Linked DNA regions of Mus musculus: region 2 is linked to region 1. Evidence: chromatin loops called from intact Hi-C (ENCODE). Cell type or tissue: gastrocnemius. All regions are shown on one strand.

Region 1 (2,500 bases):
TGTGGCAGATTGCAAAATGGACACGGATACCTCCCACCACTGTGTCCTGGCCTTCCGGTCAAGAAATCTGTGGGCTGTGAATGTAGCCCAGTGGTTACCTCAGATCATGGCGAGGAAGAGGTAGCCAAAATAGATAGATAGATAGATAGATAGATAGATAGATAGATAGATAGATAGATAGAAACAAAAAAGAAAGAAAGAAAAAGAAAAAAAGGAATTTGCCAGCCTTTAAATCTGGACAACTTACTTAGATCTATGGGATTTTTAAGAAAAGTACTATAAGTAGAAGCTTGAAAAGTTCTCAAACTTTGGAGTTTGCCAACCCCAGGCTGTTCTAGATCCACCACAGAACCACACTGCAGGGAAGGAACCCAATCTGGCCTCCCGGAACGGCAGCCTGAGCCGCAGGAAGCCTGCTATCCTTAGAATGACAATGAGACTTTTATACTAGTCAAACTGCTAACACAGAGAACTGTAAACTAATTAAAAAAAAAAAAACTATTGTCTGAAGTCAAATGGCGGGACTCTCTTTTCTGCAGCAGATGCAAACTGTTGCAGCCCCCACTAAGATCTCCCTTACCTCCATTATTTAAGGGTGGGAGCTCAGTCGTCTTCAACTCGAAGTTACCGTCCGTAGGGAAGCCTTCGAAGTGCTTCTTCAGGGTCCAGCTCTTGGCCTGCACCATCCTGGTATACCTAGAACATGGTAAACGTGGACTCAATGACCATCTTAGAGCCCCTGGGCATAGCACTGAAGCTGGGAAACATAGCCCTATTATCATTTAGCATATTATCATTCTATTACATTCATTGAGAACTTTCTGGCATTATGCTAAGCACTTCACGTGTCTGATCTCATTTTATTCCCATGATTTTCCTGTCAAGACTCAGGTGTGTAGATGCGGAAACAGGCTAAAACAAACACTCAAAGCAAAGAAAAATGTAACCTGGAAAATTCTGTCCGGGCCATGCTGGAATTTCTCTAGAACATTAAACAACTAATGGACGTGCAAAGTCCTGCAGTTCCTCACCTCTCCTGCTGTGACTCCTCAGGAAAGCCTCAAATACAGAGAACCAAAGACCACAGGTTTGTTTTGTCTTTTTCCTACAGAAGCATGGACCTCATAGCCACTAGGGGGCGCAGCGGCTCCATCTAATTTTCTCTGGTTTTGGCTCCAAGGTGGAAATCAATTATTTGGTTTCATCTTGCCTCCAGGCAAAACCAACAGACAAAGGAGCTAGTGCTTTCAAGGGTTAGAAACCCAGACCAACCCATCATCACGTGGGACCCCAGTGAATTCTTCAGATAAGCAATCAAGGCTAACCAGTTAGTTCACCCTGGACATAGGGTGGAGAGCCAATCCAAAGCCCTACCCTTCCTTCCTATTGGCTTGTAGCTGTTTGCAACGTGGGTTCTCGAAACCCAGGCTGGCCTTAGTGATCTTACAATCCGAGCTTCATGAGAACCATTATGTGGCCTGGTAATCGGAACCGAACCCTATACAAGTGATCTTAACGTCTGAGTCATCTCTCCAGCCTCCATGTCACCTGCCCTGCAAAGTAAGATTTTTTTTTAATTGACAAATTTAAACTTACCTTGATAGGACACAGTGTCTGCAATGTAGAGTGCCTAACATACCCATCGCCTTCTTTAGCTTCTATTTTCATGAGAAATAATCTGCTTGGTTTGAACTATTATTATTATTATTATATATCATTATTGTTTAAAGAGCCACACTCATGTTTCTGTACCCTTTCACAAATACTTTTAGCCCTTTTCAGCCTCTAATAACTATCATTTCACCCCATATTCATGAGTTCAACTTGTTTTTCTTTTTCTTAGATTTTTGTTTTGGTTTGGTTTAGTTTTTCTGAGACAGAGTTTTTCTGTATAGCCTTGGCTGTCCTGGAATTCACTCTGTAGACCAAGCTGGCCTCGAACTCAGAAATCCGCCTGCCTCTGCCTCCCAAGTGCTGGGACTAAAGGATGTGCCACCACTGCCCAGCTCAACTTGTTTTTCTGATTACAGCGCCCGTCTGTGTAGCCAAGGCTGGCCTTGAACTCACTATAGCAGAAGCTATCTTGGAACCTTCCATCCTCTTGCTTCTACATGCCAAGATATAACAGGCATGCTCGCTCAGGTTTAATCTAGTTTACTGTTATTACTAGTTCGTGTGTACATGATGCAGGTGTGTGGGTGAGGGCGCTTGCGTGTCACCGAGAGCCTAAAGCGACTTCAGGAGTGGGTTCCCGCCTTCCACCCGTGGTTTCAGGGATCGAACTCAAGTCATGGGACTTGTGTGATAAGCACTTTCACACGCGGAGACATCTATTTCACAGGCGGGTTTCCCTTGTGTTTTAAGAATACATAATTCCGTCTCTTTTTCCAAAAAGGCAGCGCCTGGTCCTTCTGAAGTCGCCACAGGTCTAGTAGGTCCCCCTTGCAAAGGGTCCTCTCCGTACATGGCCTGACTTGCAAGTGTAGCTTTCACTGCGCAT
Region 2 (2,500 bases), 74 kb before region 1:
AGAGACAAAAAGCAGAAAAGTGGCTGCCAGGGGATTCAAGGAAGAGGAGGGAAGGAGTTGTTTAACAATTACAGAATTTTAGTCTTGAAAGATGGAAGAATCCTGAAGATGGACGGAGGTGGTGATTGCACAACAGAGTCCATGTACACAATGACCCTGAACTTCACACTTAAAACATGGTTAGGATGATAAATCTTGTGATGCGTATCACACCACCATAAAAACACTGAAAAATAAAACTGAGAAATTGGTCTCTTCAAAGGTCAAGTGTTGGTTCCATTGGGACTGTGAGGCAAACACTCAACACTGTGGCCACCTCCATCTACCTCTCCGTACCGGAGACCTCCCTCTTCTTGCTCTCCTCAGAGTCTCCTTTCTTCCCAGAGCCAAACCAAACGCGTACTTCAGCTTCCAACCGAGCAACTAGCACTCCTGCTCCACCAGTTCAAAGCAGCATGGAACTTAATCCCTCTAAACGTTTATGCCTCCTCTTTGAAACAAGGGATAATTCCTACCTACCTGCCACACAAGGTTGTTATGAGGGCAAAAGTGAGATCACGTTCATAAAAGTAGCTTTCAAATGCCAAGCACCAAAGAAACATAAATTAAGTTTAACTACTTTCACATGGCGATTGAGACGCTTTAATAACATAAGCTTCACAAACATACGCTTACAACACCTCACCCATGCTGGCATTTAAAATACACATCATCCTCAAATAACACCTTTCTTTGTTAGTCTTTACTGAAGGGCAACATAGGGGAGTAGGTTTCTCGTAAATACCCTAAAGCATTTGAACCAACCACCCAAAACGCAATCGATTATCCTACATATCTCACGAAAACTGAATATTTATGACCCCAGAATAGGCTGACAACATCCTAGAACTACACTTCCCACAAAGCATAGAGTGGAACACGGGCAGCAGGCTGGGCGGCCTGGCATTAAGGGCGACCACTGCTCCCAGCGAGCTTGGATCGTCATCCCCTGGAAAATCGCAACGCTTGGCATGGAGTGGGACTCTCTCCTTTCTGACAGCTCCGTCACCCTCGTTTTGTTTTTTGTTTTGTTTTGTTTTTCTGCCATTAACAGCGGCCCTATTGGCCTTTACAGCTTCAACCTGAAAGTCATCTCCCATCTGTGACCTTTCTGCCGATTCCTTGGAGGTGCGGGAAAGGCAACCCTCTCCCCTTCCCCAAAGCTCCACGTCCAGAATTCGCCCGTCAGTCAGAATCAAGGGACATGCGGGGGGTCTGACGGAACGGACGGGTGGACACAGTCCGACCTGGGGGCGACAGGCCGCGCGCCAGCTCCGGTAGCAAGCCAGGGGCCCGGGATCCCCCCAAAGCCCGGGCCGAAGCAGATTTCGAGCAGGGGTAGCTAAGCCCGGGGCTCTGGTTTCAATTTCACGACGTGACATTGCAAACCTGCGGCCTACGAGCGCCCGCGGCGGCGGCCCGCGCCTGTTCGCCCGCCCTCCCGCCAGGCCTGAGCCCCGGAGCCCCGTGCCGAGACCACCGCACACCCACTTGCCCGGCCCCGCGCCCCCCCAGCCTCCCGTGTCTGGCCGGGCCCAGCCCCGGTCCTGCGTGGAGTTAAATCCCGCTCCCAGCTGCAGGCTCCGCGCCGCACTTACTCAGCTCGTCCTGGGAGGCGGAGGCGGCGGCCGCAGCCATGTTGCGCCCGGGAGCGAGCGAGGGAGGGGCGGGCGGGCGGCCGGCGAGGGGGGCTCGCGGCCGTCGCCGTGCCGTGCCGTGCGGTGCCGCGCCGCGCCGCGCCGTGCCGCAGGGGCCCGGAGCCGCCTCGGGTCTCTCACGCGGGCCGCGCTGCGCCCTCGAGGCCCGCCCGCTGCCTGCGTCCTCTGCGCTGCGAGCGTCGCTCTCGCCGCGCCTCGCGAGCTCGCGACTCGGGAGCTCCCTCTCAGCCTCGCGCCTCGGAGGAGCCGCTGCCGCCCGTGCGGCCGAGTGACCGCGCGGCGGCTCTTCGGCTCGGCGCCCGGCTTGCTAGCCTCACGCCGGCTCTTATATTTAGAAAGAGCTGAGCCATCCTCCCCCCTCCCCCTCCGCCTCCGCCGGCCCCTCGCGCGCCCGCTCGCCCGCCCTCGCTGCCTCGCTCGCGCCGCGTCCTGCCCACCTGCCGCCGCCAAGCTTCCCCGGCGCGGAGCGGGAGACGCAGACGCGGCGGGCCAACCCCTGGACCTGAGCCTCATTCCCTCAGCCGCACGCAAGCACGCGGCCTCTGACCTGAGTCGGAGCCGGTCTCCATAGCCCGGGATGCTGCGGCGACCCAGCGAGGTGGAGGACGGGCCGGGCCCGAGGAGACGCGCGGCCGCTCCGGAGGAGCCTGCGTGCGGCCGAGCGGAGCCGGGCTGTCCTGGCTGCCGCGGAGAGCTTCCCCGCCCCGGGCTGTGGCGTTAAAGGTCTGCGGCTGTCACGTCCGCCTGGTCGGAGCTGGAGGAACACGCGCCCGGACGGAGGAAGAGACGCGGACTCGGAAAAG

The links. Peaks named below come from ENCODE experiments on the same cell type or tissue, not always from the same donor. Only the 100,000 strongest peaks of a DNase experiment are listed, where the experiment ranks them.
Region 2: it touches region 1 in a loop (2.7-fold over the local background); 4 of 42 quality-filtered maps call a loop at or near these places.

Annotation. Positions count from the first base shown.
Region 1 is chr4:58,984,164-58,986,663 of GRCm38, forward strand. It overlaps Ptgr1 (prostaglandin reductase 1), which reads right to left. Exons shown (of 10, transcript NM_025968.3): 2 at 581-696. The coding sequence starts at 686. Among named protein-coding and RNA genes, the nearest start is that of Ptgr1, 1.7 kb to the right of the region's middle. In gastrocnemius, a CTCF peak has its summit at 1,138 (motif pointing right); DNase peaks (open chromatin) are centred at 1,147 and 2,263; H3K4me3 peaks cover 759 bases; H3K27ac peaks cover 391 bases.
Region 2 is chr4:58,910,232-58,912,731 of GRCm38, forward strand. It overlaps Ecpas (Ecm29 proteasome adaptor and scaffold), which reads right to left. Exons shown (of 49, transcript NM_172381.3): 1 at 2,245-2,500. The coding sequence starts at 2,266. Among named protein-coding and RNA genes, the nearest start is that of Ecpas, 1.3 kb to the right of the region's middle. In gastrocnemius, no CTCF peak of the experiment used is centred here; DNase peaks (open chromatin) are centred at 997, 1,497, 2,066 and 2,491; H3K4me3 peaks cover 2,500 bases; H3K27ac peaks cover 2,500 bases.